3 separate regions of the Homo sapiens genome follow, and regions 2 and 3 are each linked to region 1. Evidence: chromatin contacts called from ENCODE Hi-C or POLR2A ChIA-PET data. All regions are on one chromosome and are shown on one strand. The core of a region is the stretch at or near the end of the contact, and the rest is flanking DNA. Distances in the headings are between cores, read along the strand shown.

Evidence for each region. Hi-C counts contacts between places; a loop is a spot of excess contacts on that map. ChIA-PET counts read pairs that join two places held with the same protein, here RNA polymerase II (POLR2A). Pooled maps may share reads with other maps.
Region 2: a pooled map shows a loop between it and region 1 (8-fold over the local background). The contact joins the promoter of SREBF2 here to the promoter of ATF4 in region 1. A Hi-C loop is called at or near these places in 5 of 50 pooled maps. POLR2A ChIA-PET finds 5 or more read pairs at or near these places in 2 of 52 experiments (B cell and PC-9).
Region 3: a loop to region 1 is called in a pooled map, with 6 times the contacts of the local background. The contact joins the promoter of PMM1 here to the promoter of ATF4 in region 1. A Hi-C loop is called at or near these places in 4 of 50 pooled maps. POLR2A ChIA-PET finds 5 or more read pairs at or near these places in 2 of 52 experiments (GM10248 and activated CD8-positive, alpha-beta memory T cell).

What each region holds. Positions count from the first base shown.
Region 1 is chr22:39,517,690-39,522,757 of GRCh38, reverse strand. ATF4 (activating transcription factor 4) reads right to left here and starts at 2,196. Exons shown (of 3, transcript NM_182810.3): 1 at 2,007-2,196; 2 at 1,087-1,404; 3 at 75-985. The coding sequence starts at 1,312. The coding sequence ends at 156. It overlaps MIEF1 (mitochondrial elongation factor 1), which reads right to left. Exons shown (of 6, transcript NM_019008.6): 6 at 4,626-5,068. RefSeq lists enhancers at 1,719-1,768, 2,129-2,278 and a silencer at 2,659-2,858.
Region 2 is chr22:41,830,617-41,835,684 of GRCh38, reverse strand. SREBF2 (sterol regulatory element binding transcription factor 2) reads right to left here and starts at 2,580. Exons shown (of 19, transcript NM_004599.4): 1 at 2,327-2,580. The coding sequence starts at 2,414. It overlaps CCDC134 (coiled-coil domain containing 134), which reads right to left. Exons shown (of 7, transcript NM_024821.5): 7 at 3,521-5,068. SREBF2-AS1 (SREBF2 antisense RNA 1) reads left to right here and starts at 1,020. Exons shown (of 2, transcript NR_157279.2): 1 at 1,020-1,242; 2 at 1,705-5,068. RefSeq lists enhancers at 1-162, 163-664, 2,455-3,111, 2,717-3,226, 4,053-4,592 and 1 more and silencers at 1,887-2,276, 2,337-2,676.
Region 3 is chr22:41,587,247-41,592,314 of GRCh38, reverse strand. PMM1 (phosphomannomutase 1) reads left to right here and starts at 2,475. Exons shown (of 8, transcript NM_002676.3): 1 at 2,475-2,596. The coding sequence starts at 2,510. RefSeq lists a silencer at 2,127-2,276 and an enhancer at 2,671-3,350.

The DNA of each region.
Region 1 (5,068 bases), core at 947-3,446:
AGACCAGCTTGGGGTGGGTGGGTGGCGCTTCACTCGGTTACTTTGCCAGGAAAGGAATTCAAACGCACAAGTACTTTCCCTACAAAATAATTTATTGGAACACACAGCTACAGCACTCTATGTACAAGCACATTGACGCTCCTGACTATCCTCAACTAGGGGACCCTTTTCTTCCCCCTTGCCTTGCGGACCTCTTCTATCAAATCTTTCAGGTACTGGATCTCCTTGGCCAGGGAATCCGCCCTCTCTTTTAGAGCCTCGTTCTTCTTTTCCAGCTCTTTGCACTCACCAGTAAGAGCCTCCTGCTCCGCCCTCTTCTTCTGGCGGTACCTAGTGGCTGCTGTCTTGTTTTGCTCCATTTTTTTCAGCTTCTTATCCAGTTTCTCACCCTTTACTTTTGCTGCTACCATCTTCTCTCCAGGAGGATCGTAAGGTTTGGGACGGGCAGACCCACAGAGAACACCTGGAGATGGGAGGCTCCTATTTGGAGAGCCCCTGGTAGAGGGGCTGTGCTGAGGAGACCCCAGATAGGACTCTGGGCTCATACAGATGCCACTATCATTATCTGAAGGGGTGTCTTCCTCCTTTATGCACTGAGGGATCATGGCAACGTAAGCAGTGTAGTCTGGCTTCCTATCTCCTTCAGTGATATCCACTTCACTGCCCAGCTCTAAACTAAAGGAATGATCTGGAGTGGAGGACAGGACCCCTGGGGAAAGGGGAAGAGGTTGTAAGAAGGTGAAGGGGGCAACCTGGTCGGGTTTTGTTAAACTTTCTGGGAGATGGCCAATTGGGTTCACCGTCTGGGGGGGCTGCTTATTAGTCTCCTGGACTAGGGGGGCAAAGAGATCACAAGTGTCATCCAACGTGGTCAGAAGGTCATCTGGCATGGTTTCCAGGTCATCTATACCCAACAGGGCATCCAAGTCGAACTCCTTCAAATCCATTTTCTCCAACATCCAATCTGTCCCGGAGAAGGCATCCTCTGCAAAACATTTGAGTGATGGGGCCAAGTGAGTCAGATACAAAGGTAGGAGGCCCCTAACCCTAGATCCCACCAGGACGATGTGGTGGTGGCCCACTCACCCTTGCTGTTGTTGGAGGGACTGACCAACCCATCCACAGCCAGCCATTCGGAGGAGCCCGCCTTAGCCTTGTCGCTGGAGAACCCATGAGGTTTGAAGTGCTTGGCCACCTCCAGGTAATCATCTAAGAGACCTAGGCTTTCTTCAGCCCCCAAACCCGACTGGTCGAAGGGGGACATCAAGTCCCCCACCAACACCTCGCTGCTCAGGAAGCTCATTTCGGTCATGTTGCGGTGCTTTGCTGGAATCGAGGAATGTGCTTAATTCGAAGGTGTCTTTGTCGGTTACAGCAACGCTGCTGCTGAATGCCGTGAGAAGCCTGAATGAGAATCAGAAGCCAACTCCCATTAGAGGTTAGCTGTTCTGAGAATTTCATCCTTCCACTTATGAGGCGGGACTTCTCTAGATCGGCCATCTAGAGAATCGGGAACAGGGCAGTTGTATTTGCCCCTCCCTGCTTGCAACTCAGGTTCCACAAAATGGACGCTCACGGAGACCAGGGGATTCTTCCACCGGCCGCCAAGAGGAAAGCGCTCCGTCCCCACGTCCAAATACGGCCAGGGCGGCCGCGCCCCGCCCACCGCCCGCCCTTGACTCACGCCCGCGCCGCCGCCCTGCCGCCGCCATCTTGGTTCCTGCCACGTTTCGTGGGGCAACAGCCAAGACCCCTGGGACCCTTGCGGGGCTCGGGGTCCGAGGGCTGTAGGGCTCCTGGGGAAGCAGTCCGGGCACCCGACTACGCTTTCCCGATCCCAGGCACGCGAGCGTCTCGGGGACACCCAAGCAAAGACCACGCGTCCCGGGCGCTCGTTAAATCGCTTCCCCCTTGGCGGCACCGCCCTGGCCCCAGGCCGCACCCCACCAATCCAAAACCCGCGCCGGCCCCAGGAGCACAGCTGGACGACCCGCCCCGGTACTCACGCCATGGCTTAAGCCGCTGGGGGTTGCCGCTGCAGAGCCTGGTGCTGCTGCCGCCGCTGCAAAGGCCAATGCTGCCGCAGGCACTGCTGCCCCTAATACGCCATGGTGGCCGTGGACCCTGAGGGCGGGGAGGAGGGAAAACGCACACGCGCAGAGAAAACTACATCTGTGGGCGGGCAAAGTAGAAATGGCTGCCGTGGCCGCCCGCCGGCCCTTTATAGACTTCGTCTCTATGGGGACGCAGCACAGACGCATCCTTCCGCCGCGACCACGTGACCGTCTCCTCCCGCCCGCTCCCTTCCCTCCCTCCCTTTGACGCCCCAACCGTTTATGCCCAGGGCGTAGCTGTGACGAGAAAAGGAGTTTGTTCTTATGGCCTCACGAAAGGAGAGAGGTGTACTACTTTACTAGGCTTCTATGATCAGAGTCCGTTCTTTCCTTCGCCGCCGGAGCGCGGAGTGATCTCCCAGACACGCCTCGCTTCCGGTGTCAGCGCAGTGGGCGGGGAAAGGTCGTTTTCCGGCGAAGAGTTTTTATTGTGAAGGCCGAGGACGCCAGGTTATCGCGCGAGGTGCTGGCGAAGAGCGCGCGTCAAGGTGATTGGCCCAGGCCCGGTGAATCATATATATCTCGAGCTCTTATTGGCTCAGGGCCCTAGATGGGCGGCTGCTGGGAGAGGGATCCCGGGGTCCGCGTGGGAAGGGTTGGGGTCTCGGGTCGCTGCTAGTCCTCAGCCAGCCCCGCCTGCTGGCCCGCCACGATCGCGCTGGCTCCTGCCCCCAGGCGGCCTTAGCCCAGCGCACCCCTTAGTGGCCTCAGGGACCAGCCCTTGCGGTCGGATCCCGCCGCCCTCAGTGGAGGTCCGCACTGGTGGCCCCGCCGCCGCTCCCAGCCTGCGCGTCCTTCGGTTGCGGGTGGTGATTTGTGGCCTGCGGAAACCGGGGGGTTACCTGTTCCAAGCCTGAGTTTTCCAGAGGCCCCATTCATAGCCGACACGGCGCTGCTGCCCCCGGGAGGTTGAAGGGGCCTCGAGAGGGCGCGCCGGGCCTGTCCACCTACCCCCAAAGGCCGGCTGAGTCTGCATGGCTCCTCCTAAACTCTGGAAAGGAGCCGGGAAGACGCGCCGTCCTGTCGCCCAACCTGGGTTTTTACAATTTTCATCCGGCTCAAGTGCAAGGCTGCCACAGAATAGCATCATAGAGGAACTTCTGGTGTCCGAAGATTGCGTTCTCCTAAGAACAAGATTTTCTTCGCTGCCGTCTCCCTGGGGTAGTTCGGATTCACTCCGGATTCTGAACTCCCCGGCCTAACCCGCTTTTCAGCAGTCACGCCCATGGCCCAGGGAGGAGAGGCGCTTGGGAACCCACGGCCACTTACTGGGGGTTGTGCGTTGGGAAGGGGTAGTCTGTTTTAAGAATACAAGAAACCTCCCCATCATCCTTCAGCCCCTTCCAGTCAGGCCCTGTGAAGGTGGAAACTTTGAGTTTCCGCCTCCATTTCACTGGGCCACACAAGTATGAGCGCTGTGATATCAAACAACCAGGGAAGCACTGCTCTAAATAACCACAGGCCATCTGCTGCGCTCATTCAACCTCGCCCACAAATCCTTTCCAATGGTAAACCGAGGCCCAATGGGATGAAGCTTCTTGCTCAAAGTCACAAGGCTCCCAGTGGAGGGAGTATGGGGTAGGAGTTAGAAGACAGATTTTGGGGAGCGCATCCAAAAGAATCCTGGCTGGGACATTTTGGCTAAATGACTTATACTCTCTGAGCCTCAGTTTCCTCATTTGTAAAATGAGACTACTGATGAGTATCCTTGCCTCATGAAGTGAGATCATACATGTAAAGCACTTAGCACAGTGCCTGCCTGGTACATGTAAGCGCCCAATAATGGTTGCTGTTGCTGCCACTGTTCATAGAACTCAGGTCTCCTGACCCTGACTTCTGCCACTCTCCATCACATCCTCCTGCTGCCTCAGAGGACTCTTCATTATTATTTAATGAGATGAAACCAACAACTTTAAAACTGGTATACACAAGGCATACTGGATGCTGGAATAAAAGTATGTTTTTTCTTTCTCCTTGGGGAATCGTGAGTGTTGAGATATACAGAAGTTGGCGCCAGGAGCAGTGGCTCCAGCCTGTAGCCCCACCTACTCAAGCCGAGGTGGGAGGATTGCTTGAGCCCAGGAATTCCAAGCTGCAGTGAGCTGTGATCACAACACTGCAACTCAGCCTGGGCAACAGAGCAAGACCCTGTCTTTAAAAAAAAAAAAAATACAGGAGTTTTCTAGCCTTTCCATGCAAAGGCAGTAAGAATACCTGAGCCATTAGCCATGTCTTCCAAAGGCAGAACTAGGGACCCACAGGACGTGTTCTCCTTTTGCTATAGACAGTACCTCCTGACAGATGACTGTGCAAATGGTTGAGTATTAAAGTAACACTGCCCCAATTTTGACACTGAAAAGGTCATAAAAGAATGACTCCCATGGCAGCCTGTCCCATCCATTCTTTTATAGAGACCTAGCTCAAACACTTCAAAGGTTCCCCTAGCTGAAAATGGAGACCCAGTACCACTCCCACAGGAAAATGTTCTATACGACACACACAAGTCACAGCTGTTGGAAAGGAGATGTTTATTTTCTTCTTCCCATGCTATGGAAGGACATTGTATTCCGCAGTTTTATTTCCTCCCTCAAGGAGAAAAAGGACAGCAGGTCTCTGGGCCTCAGGGCTAAGCTGCCCCTACTTATATAGAGCTAACCAAGACAGTACAGAAAGACTGGTGACTGATTCCAAATCTACCAGCTAACACATCCACCACCACTGCGGGCAGGCAAGTGACTAGAAGGCAAGTTGTGGACTTGGCCTCAGGGACCAAGAATTTAAAGACTACAAGGTGATCCAAATGTAAAGGTAAACACCTACTGTGCATTTGACCATGGAACCCACCTCTCTGGTATTCTGGCCACTTACAGTAAGTGGCATCTAAAAGGGCTGCAGCCTCCCAGCCTGGTGCAAGGGTCAGCTCTGTCCTAAGTCTCCTATCATTCTCCTTGGCC
Region 2 (5,068 bases), core at 1,331-3,830, 2.3 Mb before region 1:
CTGCACTCCAGCCTGGGCAACAGCCAGACACTGTCTCTAAAAAAAATTAGGTGGCTCGGCCAGGCACGGTGGCTCGGCCAGGTACAGTGGCTCATGCCTGTAATCTCAGCACTTTAGGAGGCCAAGGTGGGCGGATCACCTGAGGTTGGGAGTTGGAGACCAGCCCGACCAACATGGAGAAACCCTGTCTCTACTAAAAATACAAAATTAGCCGGGCGTGGTGGCGCATGCCTGTAATCCCAGCTACTCGGGAGGCTGAGACAGGAGAATCGCCTGAACTCGGGAGGTGGAGGTTGCGGTGAGCCGAGATCGCGCCATTGCACTCCAGCCTGGGCAACAATAGCGAAACTCCATCTCAAAAAAAAAAAAAAAAAATTTAGGTGGCTCACACCTGTAATCCTAGCACTTTGGGAGGCCAAGGCAGGAGGATCATTTGAGCCTAAGAGTTTGTGCTATGATTGTGCCACTGCATTCCAGCCTGGGTGACAGAATGAGACCCTGTCTCAAAAAATAACTAAATAAATAAAAATTTAAATTTAAAAATCAGATAAACAAAATAAGACAAATAGGAATTGATCATGGAATAGGAATGCAAAATGCACATGAATTTCTTTCTGTGCCCTTGCAGGTAGGCAGCTATAGACATACAGTACTTTCTACTGGCTGTGTAATCTTCAGTAAATTAATGAACCACCCTGGGCCTCACTTTCAGGATCAGTGAGAGGGAGATGACAAGTATAACAGTTCTCTCTACCTGACAGGGTTGTTAGGAAGATTGAGAACATTAACGTGTATAACTGTTTAACACCGTCTGGCACAGAAGTTCTCAAAACATGTTAGCTGCCCTTGCTATGTTCCCAACCCCCACCTACCCCATCCCCCATTTGTTAACCCATTTCTGTATTTAGAAGCACTTAGCAAAGAGTCTGTGGTTAGAACTGGGGCTTCAATTAAGGGTCTTATCACACTGCCCACATGACCAAAATGGAAATCAAGGACAAACCAAGGGGAGAAATATTACAAAAGCAAAATGGGAAAATGGCAAACAGATCCTTTTCAATTAGCTGCTGCATTTATCTCTTCCCCCAAAAGAGAATCTTCTGCTGCTTCTGCTTCTTCATCTGCACAACGGGGATGTAGCCATCATACATGCCTGCAAGGCTGTAGTGAGATCCTGGACATGAAAGCATTCTGAAAACTGAAAAGTACAATGCACCTGTGTTTCTGCCTAAGCTCTCTAAGGTGAGTGGCCTTAGATAAGTCAACATCTCCTGGCCTCGGCTTCTTTAATTACCGTATTAAAATAGAGGTAATAAGAGTATCTCACAGGATTGTTGTGAGGAAGAAGTGAAATAATACAAAGCATTTTGGGGCCTAAACATAAGAGTGCAACTATCCAGTTAATAAGATTACTAGCCTAGTCAACTGGACTCTTTCTTGAAAGGAGGGGTATAAAAAAACCAATACTGGCCAAGGAACTGCAAGAACTAGGCTCTAACCAGCTGGGTGACCTTGAGCAAGCCGCTGACCCTCTCCAAATCGTTGTTCCCGTGGTCGCAAAATTAGTATTTTAAGAGTGGATCCCTGGGCTCCTACCAGCTCTTCCACTCCGCTGTTAAGGCGCTGGAACAAAGGCCACCCGCTCCCCAGCCCGTACCCGAGGGGCCACAACTCAAAATTTCTTCTGCTCAATTCCCCTTGCAGCGTGACAGCAGGAGCGCCCGGGTCTCCATCCCGGAGAGATGTGTCCACACTCCGCCGCCACTGCTCTCTTCATCAGCAACTTGCTTCTGCAGTCGCTGCCCAAAGTTTCGCGGAGCACCCGGCGACCTGGCCGTCGGTCAATCCTGAGAAGCCCAGGGATTCGGGGCGCGGAGACTGGGGGCTGGGCCCCGGGAATCCCAAAGACGTCCCCGCGGCCAGGAAGGGAGTGACAGGTGCGACGCGCGGTCGCGGGCGGCGGGAGAGCGGACCACGGAAACCGCGTGTGGGCGCGCGAGGGAGGCGGCGGCCACGCGCTCTCCTTAGGCCGCTCCCTGAGACGCCCCCGCGACGTCCCTAGCCCCGCGCTCTGGAACCCGCGACCCTCGCGCCGCTTTCGGCCCCGCGGCGCCCCAGATCCCACGGCCTCCCGGAGCGGCGCAGCTGGGTCGGGCTCACGCTCGCAGCGCCGGAAGGGTTGAGGACCGCCGGGGGCACCGTGCGCACGGGGTTCTTCCCGCGCGAACCGGGGCTGTCGGGGGGTGGGCGCACGCGCACCCGGGCGCGCCGCCGTAACCCCTTCCTCCCCGCGCGGCCCCCGCACTCCCACCCACCCACCACTCACCGTCGATGTCTCCCAGGGTCAGCTCGTCGCCCAGCTCCGTGAGGGTCTCCATGGTCTCCAGACCACCCAGCTCGCCGCTGTCGTCCATCGCCCGGCTCAGCGCAGAAGCCCCCCCTGCCGTCCCGCTCAGGGAGACGCGGGGGCGGTGCCGTCGCCACCGCCCATGACACCCGACAACCCCCGCCCGGCACCGCCTCACCGACGGGTGCCACCCGCCGCCATGTTTGCGTTGCGCCCGGGCGCCGCACAGAAAGGGCGGGGCGGGATTCCCCCGCCCCAGCCCGCGCCCCCTGCGGCCCCGCCTCCAGGCCGCGCGCCCCCCTGTTTGTTGTCAATGGGACCAGGCTCATCTCAGCCAATGGGCGAGCGAAGCGGTGCGTGGGGTGATGGCGCGTCATCGATCAGCAGCTCAGATTTGCATAGTGAGGTCCCTCCCCCCGCGGCCTCGGAGCGAATGCCTGGAGTAGCCGTCCGGTCATCATCTTAACCTTCTCCGCCTTGTTTAAAGGAGCCGCTGCCTTCTCCGTTGGATCTGCGCCACACGCAAGTCCGTCCACTGGCCTGGGAGTGAAGGGTTAACAGGCCACCCTCCACCTGCGACCGCTGGCCGCCTCCAGGCCTGGCTGGGAGCACATTACGTCATCTTCCCAGCTGCCTACCCCCGCCCTGCCCGCCTGAGAAAGCCAGCGGAGTCAAACCTGGACCCCAGCGCTCGGGACGGGAGTCCGGGTCATCCAAGTCCCGCTTCTCCCAGCCTCCTTACAAAGGCGGGCACGGAGGCTTGACAAGGTTGCAGATTGTCCCAGGGCGGTCAGGATTTTACGTCTTCTGCTTTGCACCCGCCGTGACCTCGCGCTTACTCCAGTGGTCCTCAATCTCTGGCACCTCGGAACCACTGAGGACCTGAAAACCACGCCAGTGCCCAGGCCCACCGACGGCCTCCTGAGAGGGGGGCCCCGGGCACGAGTTTTTTGAAAAAGTTCCACCGGGATTCTGAAGTGCAGCCCACCCACTCCTTCAAGCACCTCACTGCCCCATCTTGCAGCTGGTCGTGTTGTAAACTTCTAGGAATTTATCCAAAGGAATAAAAATTACAAGTGCTTAAAGAAGTGCTGTAACTAGGAAGAAGTGAGAATAAGGAAATGAATATGTAAATTACATCCACACGATGGAATACCATGGGATCATTAAAAATTACGCACACAAATGTATATTTATTAGCAAGAAAAGGCGTTCACAATATATTGATAAAAGGGAAAAGTTGAAGTTTCCTGCCAGTTTGTGAGAGGCAGCTGTTGCTTAGTGATCAATAATTAAGAACACACAGGCTGTGTGGAGGCAGACACATGGATCCACTAATTCACTGTGACCTTGGGTTAATTGTTCTAAGCCTCAGTTTAGTCATCTCTAAAATGGGGATAAAATAGCATCCCTCATAGCTGTGGTTAAGTGAGATTATTTGCACATTCAATTGACAATATTTATTGAACATCTCTGTGGCAGGGAAACAAATGGTTCCTGCCCTCTGAGAGCTTCCAGTCTAGCAAAAAAAAAAATCAGAAATCCCACACCCGTATTAAACATAAAAATAAATTACAGATGATGGTACAAGTGATCAAGGAAAGGTAATGGATGTGATGAAACTAACAAGGGCCCTGACTTGTGCTGTCAAGAAGCCTCTGAAGAAGTGACATTTAAGATGAAACCTAAAATTATGAGAGAACTGCAGCTGTTACAGCCAAAGGGGAAATGATGACATGGACAAAGGCCTCGAGGCAGGAGGAGCTGCTGGCAGCCAGCTCTCGGCATAAGCTTTGGCATACAGTAAGTGCCTTGCATACTGCTGTATTGCAATTGAAAAAATAAGGATCTGGCCAGGCGCGGTGGCTCACACCGGTAATTCCAGCACTTTAGGAGGCCGAGGTGTGCAGATCATTTGAGGTCAGGAGTTGGAGACCAGCCTGACCAACATGGTGAAACCCCGTCTCTACTAAAAATACAAAAATTAGCCGGGTGTGGTGGCGCATGCCTGTAATCCCAGCTAACCGGTAGGAGAACTGCCGGAACCTGGGAGATAGAGGCTGCAGTGAGCTGAGATCATGTCGCTGCACTCCAGCCTGGGAGACAGAGCAAGACTCTGTCTCAAAAAAAAGAAAGAAAAAATACAAAGAGAGTCCGGGCAAGGTGGCTCACGCCTGTAATCCCAGCACTTTGGGAGGCTGAGGTGGGCGGATTGCCTGAGGTCGGGAGTTCGAGACCAGCTTGGCCAGCTTGGTGAAACCCCGTCTCTACTAAAAATACAAAAATTAGCCAGGCGTGATGGTGCATGCCTGTAATCCCAGCTACTCAGGAAGCTGAGGCAGGAGACTTGCTTGAACCCGGGAGGCAGAAGTTACGGTGAGCAGAGATCGCGCCATTGCACTCCAGCCTGGGCAACAGGAGACTGCGTCTCAAAAAAAAAAAAAAAAAAAAAAGAAAAGAAAAGAAAAAATAAGGATCTGTGTGCTCACCTGAAGGTTAAAAACGATGGAAGACCCAACAGCTGGCTGTCAGACATAGTTACAGGAGTAGTGAGATTTGGGGTGAATTTTACTTTTGGAGTGAATTTTACTTTCTTTTTGGCATTTCAGTATTGCTTAAATTACGTTTTATAATGAACGTGTATAACTAATGAGAAATAGATAGTGTCTTATTTTTTGGGAAAGCAAGACAACATTGTTCTCGTCATTGTTCACACACAGG
Region 3 (5,068 bases), core at 1,226-3,725, 2.1 Mb before region 1:
TGAGCTACCGCGCTCAGCCTCTTTTCCTATTTTCTAAAAGTTGAATTGCTGACTCATATGATCTGCATCTTTTTTTTTTTTTTTCTTGAGACAGGGTCTCACTACTGTTACCCAGGCTGGAGTGCAGTGGGAAGATCTGGTTCGTTGCAGCCTCAGCTTCCTGGTGATTCTCCTACTTTAGCCTCCTGAGGGACCACAGGTGCCTGCCACCATGCCTGGCTAATGTTTTGTATTTTTAGTAGAGACAGCATTTTGCCATGTTGCCCAGGCTGATCTTGACCTCCTGGGTTCAAACAATCCACCCACCTTGGCCTCCCAAAGTGCTGGAATTACAGGTGTGAGCCACCGCATCCAGCTCTACAGTTATTTTTTATTTATTTAGTTAGTTAGTTAGTTAGTTAGTTTGTTTGTTTGAGGTGTAGTCTCCCTCTGTCTCCCAGGCTGGAGCGCAGTGGCATCATCTCGGCTCACTGCAACCACCGCCTTCCAGGTTCAAGTGATTCTTCCGCCTCAGCCTCCCAAGTAGCTGGGATTACAGGCTCCTGCCACCATGCCCGGCTAATTTTTGTATTTTTAGTAGAGACGGACTTTCCCCATGTTGGCCAGGCTGGTCTCAAACTCATGACCTCAGGTGATCTGCCCATCCCGGCCTCCCAAAGTGTTGGGATTACAGGCGTGAGCCACCGCGCCCAGCCTGTTACTTATTTTCATGTGAAAAGCAAACCTACAAAGCAGGTGGTGTTCATCCCATTTTATAGGTGAAGACACAAAGCCTCTGAGAGGTGAAGTGACTTGTCCAAGGTCCCATAGTGGTGGAGCTGGGAAGGCAACCTGGAAGTGACTCCAAAGTCAACGCAATGGTTAAATAATTGTGAATCGAATCTGGGAAGGTTGGCTGGGAACGGTGGCTCATGCCTGTATTCCCAGCACTTTGGGAGGCTGAGGCAGGCAGATCACCTGAGGCCAGGAGTTCGAGACCAGCCTGGCTAACATGGTGAAAATACAAAATTACTACTAAAAATAAAAAATTAGCCGAGCGTGGTAGTGGGTACAAAATAATCCCAGCTACTCGGGAGGCAGAGGTTGTGGTGAGCTGAAATCGTGCCATTGCACTCCAGCCTGGGCAACAAGAGCAAAACTCCGTCTCAGAAAAAAAAAAAAAATTAGCCGGGCGTGGTGGCGCACTTCTGTAGTTTCAGCTACTCAGGAGGCTGAGGCAGGAGAATCACTTGAACCTGGGAGGCGGAGGTTGCAGTGAGCCGAGATCATGCCACTGCACTCCAACCTGAGTAACAGAGTGAGACCCAGTCTCAAAAAATAAATAAATAAATAAATAAATCGCCCTGTGTCAAAAATAAAATAAAATAAACATAAAAGTAAGTAAAAATACAAAAATTAGGTGGGCATGGTGGCACACGCCTGCAGTCCCAGCTACTCGGGAGGCTGAGGCATGAGAACCGCTTGAACCTGGGAGGTGGAGGTTGCAGTGGGCAGAGATCCCGCCACTGCACTCCAGCCTGGGCAGAGCGAGACTCTGTCTCAAAAAAAAAAAAAAAAAAGAAGAATCTGGGAAGGTCTCCAAGCAGGTAGACCCTGAGAGCTGGGTCTTATGTGTGGACAGAAGGAATAAGGCTCGGGGAAGGCAATTTGGCAAAGTCCAAAGCCTGAACAAAGGCCTTCAGGAGATTTCTTTTCTTTTCTTTTCTTTCCTTTTTTTTTTTTTTTTTTTTTTTTGAGGCTGGAGTGCAATGGCGCGATCTCGGCTCACCGCAACCTCTGGCTTCTTTGGAATCAAGCGATTCTCCTGCCTCAGCCTCCTGAGTAGCTGAGATTACAGGCATGCGCCACCACGCCTGGCTAATTTTGTATTTTTAGTAGAGACGAGGTTTCTCCATGTTGGTCAGGCTGGTCTCGAACTCCCGACCTCCGGTGATCCGCCCGCCTCGACGTCCCAAACTGCTGGGATTACAGGCGTGAACCACCGCGCCCGGCTCAGGAGATTTCCTACAGCTCAAAATTTGTAAGGCAAAGAGATGGCCACAAACCTTGTGAGAGTGGATGGGGAGCGACCTCGGCTCTCTTAGTCCCGCCTGGCCCACTAGACACTGCACTGCATGGTAGAGGCCCCGCCCGACCCAGCCCCTTAATCGGCCTGTTGCAATCACTATCAACCCGCCAATTCTGGCCCCGCCCCTGTCTTCCGGGTTCACCCTCTCACTTCCTGCGGGTCCCAGGCTCAGGCCCCTCCTCCGCCTTGTTTGGAGCAATCCAATCGAACCTGGAGGGCTCCGCTCCGCCCTATGCCGCGCTCCCCTCCTCCACGAGCAATGAGAATCAGCTCAGGCCCCGCCCCCGCTTCCGCCCGCCTAGACCACGCCCCTTCTTCATTTGGCCAATCAGGCAGTCCACTGGCCCCCGCCCCCTAATGCCCCGCCCCGTCAGCACTTATCCCTGAGCTGCTTCTGCCGTTGCATCTTCGGGACTCCGCCCCGCGCGCGGACCTGCAGCCATGGCAGTCACCGCCCAGGCAGCCCGCAGGAAGGAGCGCGTCCTCTGCCTGTTTGACGTGGACGGGACCCTCACGCCGGCTCGCCAGGTAGGACCCTGAAGATTGGAAGCTCCCACCGGGAGTGTCACGCGGACACCCCCGAGGCTGAGTGTGGGGTCTGCAGCAGCGTGACCGTGGACACCCGGGGACCGAGTGTGGGATGCGGCGGTACCCGGCCCCCTGACATCCGGGGCCACCCACCGGGAGTGAGGGGACCTGGCCCTCACGTCACTGACCCCGCAGCGTCCTTGCCTGTGTTCTGCTTGGGAGTGCTGGGGTTGGATCCAGTACTGGAGGGAGGAGGCTGCGAGCAGGGGCCTAGCTCCCTCCCTCCCCGGAGGCTGTCACACGCCGCTAAGGCCTGGCTCACGGACGCCCCCGCCTCCTGAGCTGGGGATCCCACCCTAGTTCAGCCCTACGACACACCAGTGGTCGGAGCTGGCTTCTGAACCGGGGTTCCAGGCACACAAGCACACAGCCAAGCGTCAGTCATCATCTGGTGGGAGACAGGGCGTCTCGGAGTCTTCCCACCCCGACCTTTGCAGGCCTGGGACTGGGTCTAGTTTCTGAAGCCCCATCACCCACTTTACCTTCCACCCCCAGTCGTGGAGCAGAGAGGGCTTCTTTTCAAATTCGTTTATGAGCTCTACCCACCCGGATGTGAGAGGCTCCAGGCCTAGCCTGTTTGCTGTGAGGACACTGAGGAATAGTGAGGGTAAGAGTCTAGTTTTCTTCTAAAGACTCTCGCTGTGTTGAGCCTCTTACCTCTGCTCAGTTTTTCTCCCATTGGGTCTCATTGTGAGTGAGTCCCCAAAAGCCCCCTCACCAGCTGGATGCATCAGTAAGCAGGCTTCATTCATGCCCTCCCTGTGGGTAACCCACCCTCCAGTCTGGGGGCCTCAAGGACCAACCAACAGGTCTCCTAGCGTGGGGGAGCAGTGGGATGGGCTTTACTGGGCAGTGGCTGATGGGAACCCAGGTCTTAGCCTCCTCTCTTAGGTCCCGAATGCCCCTCCCCATCCTCTGTGGTGAAGTTGCCCTGGCTTGGGCCCTGGAGGCCTTCCTGCAGGGGTGGATCCGGGAGGAAGATAGCAGGACTGGAGCAAAGGTGGGCCATTTGCTTGTGGGTCACGCCTGTAATCCCAGCACTTTGGGAGGCCATGGTGGGCAGATCACCTGAGGTCAGGAATTCTAGATCAGTCTGGCTAACATGGTGAAACCCCGTCTCTACTAAAAATACAAAAATTAGGCTGGGTTCAGTGGCTCACGCCTGTAATCCCAGCACTTTGGGAGGCCGAGGCAGACAGATCACGATGTCAGGAGTTTAAGACCAGCCTGACCAATATCGTGAAACCCTATCTCTACTAAAAATACAAAAAATTAGCCAGGCGTGGTGGCATGCACCTGTAATCCTAGCTAGTCGGGAGGCTGAGGCAGGAGAATCACTTGAACCCGAGAGGCAGAAGTTGCAGTGAGCCGAGAATGTGCCATTGCACTACAGCCTGGGCGACAGAGGGAGACTCAGTCTCAAAACAAAACAAAACAAAAAGTAGATGGGCGTGGTGTCGTGTGCCTGTAGTCCCAGCTACTGGGGAGGCAGAGGCAGGAGAATCGATTGAACCCAGGAGGTGGAGGTTGCAGTGAGCCAAGATTGTGCCATTGCACTCCAGCCTGGGCAACAAGAGTGAAACTCCGTCTCAAACAAACAAATAAATGAATAAAAGAACTGGAACAAAAGTGGCAGGGCCTAGGCACAGTTCTGACTCCTCCCTCTGACCTTTTGCTCCACAAACATAACAACCTGAATAAGAACAGCCTATTAATTTGTCTACGGGCCAGCCTCTGTGCTTAGTGCCTTTTGAAAGTTAATTTTTAATCGTACACATTTTCATGAGCACACTCTCCTGGTAAAGAATGGAAACGTAACAGAGAAGGGTAAAGTCCACTCTGACCGCACTTGGGGAGCCTGGCCGGCTCCCCAAGTTAATGTGGTTACTGTGGTGTGGCTTCCCTCCAGGCCTTTATCTGGATCTATTTGCCCAGAGCAAATATTAAGCATTGTTTTGTGAGGCTATTTTTGTTATTGTTCTTTGGCTCCTCAAAAATCAACTTGATTGTGATGCTATTTTGTTGTTGTTGTTGTTAGAGACCGGGGTCTCACTCTGTCACTCAGTCTGGAGTGCAGTGGCGCTATCACAGCTCACTGCAGCCTCGAACTCCTGGGCTCAAGTGATTCTCCCGCCTCAGCTTCTGGAGTAGCTGGTAGCTGGGACTACAGGCAAGTGCCACCATGCCTGGCTAATATCTTTTTTTTTTTTTTTTTTTGGAGATGAAATCTCATTCTTGTCCCCCAGGCTGGAGTGCGATGGCATGATCTCGGTTCACTGCAACCTCCACCTCCCGGGTTCAAGGGATTCTCCTGCCTCAGCCTCCTGAGTAGCTGGGATTACAGGCGCTTGCCACCACGCCCAGCTAATTTTTTTTTCTTTTTTTTTTTGAGACGGAGTCTCGCTCTGTCGC